Regions from separate parts of the Mus musculus genome. Here region 2 is linked to region 1. The links are chromatin contacts, found by POLR2A ChIA-PET in ENCODE. All regions are on one chromosome and are shown on one strand. Each heading gives the region's core, a stretch centred on a gene start or an enhancer-like site at or near the end of the contact. The rest is flanking DNA. Distances are from core to core; before and after follow the strand shown.

Region 1 (3,026 bases), core at 275-2,774:
ATATTTGTGGGTCTGTGACTGGGTGAGTCAGGCAGGCCTCACAGGAGCCGTTTTATGGGTTTTAATAGGAACCATACCGTGAAATCCGAAGCACCACGGCACTGCTGCTTAGCGATCACCCCAGCGGGAGTTTTGGGCAGCACTCATTCAGCAAATTTAACCTGAGCTGATGGTTTAGAGCAGCCTCCATTTTACGGTAAAAATGACCATCTCGTTAAAAAAAAAAAAAAAAAAAAGTACATAGCACCTTTGTGTAGGAAGGAAACCCCGCAAGAATTGACTCGCTTGACCCAGATATAGAAACTGAGGCACTGAGCGGGGTCACGGGTCACCAGCTGCCTAAGGAATGGGAGCCGGTTAGGAGAAATGCTACTTGAAGCCCCAATGCAGGGCAAGGGACCTCCTCAAACGTACAAAATTGACGTTGATGTTTATTTCAAGGGAAATGGCTCCCCTCTCCCCACCTCGTTTTCTTTTCCTTCCTCATTCAGAGCATAATGTTCTAAAGCAAACGTCTTTTTTTCACACCTGAGCGAACTGGGCGGCTCATTTTCGCTTTGGCTATCAAAATAGAAGAGGAAGCGCCTGCGGTTTCATCAGGGGAGCTTTCGGGGCGTGTGCTGCCGGGCGTCCCGCCTTCCTGCCGGCTCACCTGGCTGCAGCCCTCAGCCCCCAGGCTGCCAGGCTGCCTTTGCCTCGCACCGTACTTCCCACCCGCGAAGCCAGGCCTAGTCCTGCAGAGCTTCCGGGGGCGACTTTTTCACTACACACTCCGAGTACCTTGGACCCACACGGCTGACATCAGCATCCTCCTCCCCGCCCCCAGCCCCCAAAGCCGCATCTCTCGGTGCTCGGTCCCTGGGCTGACAATTTTACCGTAAAATTGAGTCCACTTTGTCTGCCTGGCGTTACTTATATTTAAATGTCAATGTCTCCACGAGGGAGGCCTGCGTTAGACCGGACAGACCTGCCCTCTACTGACTGGGGACCCAGAACAAGTTACCTAATGTCTTGGAGTCTCGGTTTCCTCATCGGCCCCAGCACCGGATTGATACCTACGGGTTGCTGTGTGACTGAAGGGCGAGGGCGCTGGAGTTCTGTCTGGTCACCCTAGGCTGAACCTATCGAATCCAGCTTCTCTTTCCCACTTCTCTCCGTGCTCCAAGAAGGGCCAGGCAAGCTGGGTCAGGGCGTTGGCGACCCTCTTAGCTCCGGGGGGTGCACTTTAGACCGCAGGGGGCGATGCGTTCCTCTCTCCACCCCTAAACTCCCAACGCCCCCTCGCCCTCCGGGCAGCCGCGGTTTGGGCCGGCTGCACAGTGCGCAGAAGTAGGCTCGGGACGTGACGGTCGAGCACCCCATCGCGGACACCTGCTGCAGCCGGGTTACATCCCACCAACCTCCTCCCCCCCGCCATCCCCCGCTGCTGTCCCCTCGAGGTCTCCGCACCCCTCTCCTCCCCCCTGGAGGCCCGAGGAGCATTGTACTCACATCCGGGGCTGGGTTTTGCTTTAATGTGAAACGAAATTAACCCGGAAAAAAAGAGTCGAGAGACGGCCTTGGAGGACAGCTGAGGATAAGGGAGAAGTGTGCCGCAGGACAGGCGGGAAGCGAAGCCCCGAGGCGCAGAGCTCTGGGACCCGATGCGACCCTTGCTGCGCAGAGCGCGGTGAGTCGGGCAGAGAGGCGCAAGGGTCCGGGCGCGGAGGGCAGAGAGGGGAGCAGGGCGGCTGGGTTTGCTTGGTGGCGCCAGTCCGGGTGGTGGACGGCGACCGGAGGTGGCCCAATGGGCCACCTCCCCTAGCTCCCAGGAAAGCCCCAAATGCAGCCCCTCCTCCAGTGCACTGGCGCCTCCTGGGTGACCAAGGTCGCCACCGCCAGGGGTCGGGCTGTGGGGTGGGGCGTGTGGGGGCGGTGTCCTGTGGAGCTGCAGATTCTCACGTTTGCAGCGGCGAAACTTCTCCGAGGTTCAAGCACAGGGGTGGTAGCCCCTCAAGGACTGCCCGGGCAGCGGGTAGGGGAGGAGCGCAGAGAACGTCCCAGGCAAGTCCCTCAGGCACGAGTTGGGTGTTGGAGCCTCTTCCTTCTCCTTCTCACTCCTTTTTAACTTGGCGCGGGCCTAGAATGCTACCCTGGGGAGACTCCTCCTTTCGTCTGCTCCCGCCATGGGCTTCTGGGATTCCTGGCAATGGAGGTGACTTGGTGGAAAACGTAGGTCGGTTCCAGGTTAGGTAACCCTTTCGAGGGGAAGCCTCAAAAGGCTGTCCCCTTTAACGTCCGCGCTTCCCTGTTCTGCTCAGCCATGGAGACTTAAAATTTAAAAGGAAAAGAAAAGAAGAAAGGAGAGATGGGGCCAGGTCGTGTGGGAAGGGAAAAAAAGTATCAGGGCATGACCAGGGCACCCTTGTACACCTTCTGCCCTGGGCAGCCCTGCCCCGAGTCTTTCACCTTTAAGGCTTCCTTCCTTCGTGAACATCTTCCGTTTGTACTCCTTCTGTCCCTGATTGGACTCAATTAAGAGTTTTTCAGAGGCGCATAAACACTAGAGGAGGAGCAGGGGAGAACGAACCAGTTGCGGCTCCTGGGAGCATTTTGGTTTGCAGTAGAGGCTGAAGTTCCAAAATTGTGCTAGTGTTCTTAATGTCTTTGATTAGCTGTCCCCCATCCCCCACTCTTTCTTTGTTGCCTCCCACTCCTCCACCCCCCCACCCCCCTCCAGGAGGAGTATAACGCTTCCAGCAACAGCTAAGCAGAAGACACAGGAAGGGTAGAAGTTTTATCTTCAACTTGGTTGCATCTAGTGACTTGTTAATAATAATGATAATAACTTGGTAATAAGAACGTACTGAGTTAGCAGTGGGCCAGCAGCTCACCGGGTCTTTAGGGAGTTGTCAGACTAGTGAAGGACCCTGGCTGTGCAGAGCATCAAACTGGAGTCCCTGGTGTTTGGAGAAGCCAGAGGAGGATTTCTGAAGCATAATCAGTGGCCTTGGCAGAGTTTAGCTTTCCCTGGGTGCTGCCTGAGG
Region 2 (3,026 bases), core at 384-2,883, 85 kb after region 1:
TGCTCCAAGTGCGTGTGTAACCAAGAAAGGCCAGTTCAGCACCAGCTTTACAAAGTGCATGGCTTTGCTGTTGTTGCTGCTGCTCTGTTAAGAAAAGCCTTGCTTTGAAAGTACAGTCGATGTCTTGGCTTTAATTTGTTAGTTTCAACAGTCAAAGGAAGCAATACAGGTTGGTCTTTGCACTTGGGTGGCTTGGGCACAGGCATGGTTGGTTCCTGAGGAAAGCAAATGTGCTCTTCAGCCGTTAAAACCTTTGTCATGTTTCCAGCGACAGTTATACGGATGAAGTTGTAAAAAAAAAAAAAAAAAATCAAGTCTGTCTGTATGCCCTTCTGTAATTCTTTAACAGCACCCGGCCATGCTTCCCACGAAGGTGCCTGTACAAAGAACAAAATCCTCACCTTGAGACAACCATAACCAAGCTCCTGGGAGGCAGTTGCATTTCCAACGTGATCCACTGGGGCATCACAGTCTACGAACTCGTCGGGTCTGCAAATCAGTAAGATTTTTCATCAGTGCCTTTTGCCGATTGCTTCTGTGTCCGCACGCAATGCTATTTTCGTTCCTCTTTTAATATCTGTTCCTCCTTCTGTACTGGGAACTGGATACGCTAGAGGTGCTATCTACCTTTGAGCTACATTTCCAGCCCTTGAATTTTCTTTCTTTCTTTTTTTTTTAAATTTGAGACAAGTTACCCAGGCTGGCTGGTTGGCCTTGAACTCATCCTGTAACCAAGGCAGCAGAAAGGGTGCAGGAAGTGGAAGGGTTCTGTAGCCTACATTACTCCTTCCCAGTATCTACCACTAACACACAGTTTAATTGCTTTCTGTGGCAGGGCAATTGAGAGGCACCAGTCCCGGAATCACCTCCCCGAGGTGGAAGCAGCCTTCCGCTCCCACAACCAACAGCTATCCCTGGCCCGATCCCCCTCTAGGTCCGCCCGCCACGTCCCGGCAGCTTACAGGTAAGAGCAAAGGATGACTGGCGAGTTGGGGTCGCTGTATTCCCAGCTTGAGGCCGCGGGACCCTCGAGGTGAGCGGCGCCCGAGGGTGTGAGATCCAGTTCGGCCGTAGCATTAAACGAGTGGCTCCGAGAAACACAGTGCAGCAGCAGCAGGTTCCCCAATAGCAGGGCCGCCTGGCCGCACAGCAATAGGTAACTCACAGGGCAGCCGCCCAGCACCATCTTCCCGGGGGCCGGTCCTAGAGACCTGGCCTAAAAACAAAGCCAGGCCGCCACGGCCCACCGGAGCCCGGCGCTGTCAGGCCTCTCTCTACGTCGGGTACGCAACCCTCCGTTCCACAGCCAACCCGTGCGCAGCTCGACGCTCCGCCTGCCACTACGGCCAATCAGAAACGGCCAGGGGAAAGGTGTGGCCTGGCTTCGCTCCGCCCTCCAGTAGACCCTTCACTGCTGCACGGAGCGGAGGGAGGGTGGAGCTTCCCTTAGCCCCGCCCTCCAGCCCCTCCTACCTTCTCTAGTCTCCGCTGAGCGGGCGGAGGGGCGGAACAGCCGGGCGCGAACTGGAGCGGCGGCGGCGGCGGCCGCCGGTGGGTTGGCCAGACTGTATTTTCCCTACGTCAGCCTCTGGCCGCGGGATCGGGAAAGGGGCGGGGTTTTTGGGGGGGGGGGGGTTGCTGCGTCAGTGCCGCGCGCGTGCTCGCCGAGGGCGAGCGCCCCGCCAGCCCGGGGGCCCCCGCGGGGTTGCAAGGATGACCGAAGGGGCGGAGGCGGCGGCCGCGCGTTGAGCGGAACCTGCCGAAGCCCTCGCTATGGGGCCGCGCGCGCTCTCGCCCCTTGCCTCTCTGCGACTAAGGTGGCTGCTGGCGTGTGGCTTGCTGGGCCCAGTCCTCGAGGCCGGGCGACCAGGTGGGTGCCGGACGGGAACCGTGCTGTGGGGAGTGAGTGCTGGGTGGTGAGGGCTGCGAGGCGGACCCTGGGCTCCGGCTCCCCTGTCAGCGCTGACCCGGAGCCCGGTGGCCGGCGGCCGGCTGCACTGTGGCGGTGCGCTCGCTACTCCCGGGCTGCAGCGAGTGCTTTGCGGGTGGAGTGGCTGTCACCAGCTCTGGGCTGGGAGATGGAACTTTTGCTTCAGTCTATCAGGATTTGGGGTTTGACGTTCGCCGTCTTGGACGACTCAGCAGTAGGTCCACAGGGATCCCGATGGAGAAGAGGGCGGGTTTTCCTTGGGCCGTTTTTTTTTTTTTTTTTTTTTTTTTTTTTGTTAGTAAGGATACTTAAAATAATAAAATCAACGAAACGCTACGTTTCTAGAGCCTGTAGTTCAATCTATCTAAATCTGGACAAAGAATCTCTGCTCTGTTTAACCCAGGGGATTATCGGAAAGAATTAAATTACTGTTCGCCAGCACATCTGAATTGTGAAACTTCCCGTAAATATGTAAGATATTTATATTGTGGATGATGAAACTGAATGGGAACACACTAGGTTCTTTTTTTCCTGGAAATAAGTTATTTATTTCATCCTTTGTATTAAATTAGTGTTTGCATGGCTTAGTTATCTCTTTGAGCTCCGGGAACACTATGGACAATAGAAGGCTTTACAAAATTGTTGCCTTCAAAGGTGATGAGTGTAGATTTGAGTTCAGGACCGCTGACCTTCACGAAACTAATTACAGCTTCTTGTCTTTGGCTTTCTCCTTTTTAATTAAGTTAGCGTCCTCCTGGAGTTTATAAATACTGACAAATTTTCAATGGGATGCTTCCAGGACGTGTCTGATGAAACGTGCTGTTCTAGTTAACAATATCGCTATGAAAGGAACTGAAATTTTAATAATCTCTAACTTCTTGTGTTTGCCAGCAAAAACCAGATTATATTTTTAGTACATGTATATGTTTGTTGTTACACATGGGCATAAAAATGAATGGAATATCCTTGTGTTCTTCAGTTGCTGCTGCAATGGGCCAGCTGCTCACATAGGCATGAGTATTCGCTTTGGAAATCTATCCAGCCTTCATCAGGAAGGAAACCCATTCCTGATGCTTTTGGAGGATCTAAAGGGTGA

What was found. ChIA-PET counts read pairs that join two places held with the same protein, here RNA polymerase II (POLR2A).
Region 2: POLR2A ChIA-PET joins it to region 1 with 30 read pairs in Patski. The contact joins the promoter of Adam9 here to the promoter of 5830408C22Rik in region 1. POLR2A ChIA-PET finds 5 or more read pairs at or near these places in 4 of 5 experiments (Patski and embryonic stem cell).

The regions. Positions count from the first base shown.
Region 1 is chr8:25,100,677-25,103,702 of GRCm38, reverse strand. It overlaps 5830408C22Rik (RIKEN cDNA 5830408C22 gene), which reads right to left and starts at 1,524. Exons shown (of 2, transcript NR_155282.1): 1 at 1,492-1,524. It overlaps Plekha2 (pleckstrin homology domain-containing, family A (phosphoinositide binding specific) member 2), which reads left to right and starts at 1,892. Exons shown (of 12, transcript NM_031257.3): 1 at 1,892-2,043.
Region 2 is chr8:25,015,529-25,018,554 of GRCm38, reverse strand. Adam9 (a disintegrin and metallopeptidase domain 9 (meltrin gamma)) reads left to right here and starts at 1,633. Exons shown (of 22, transcript NM_001270996.1): 1 at 1,633-1,870. The coding sequence starts at 1,774. Tm2d2 (TM2 domain containing 2) reads right to left here and starts at 1,344. Exons shown (of 4, transcript NM_027194.3): 1 at 963-1,344; 2 at 402-489. The coding sequence starts at 1,186.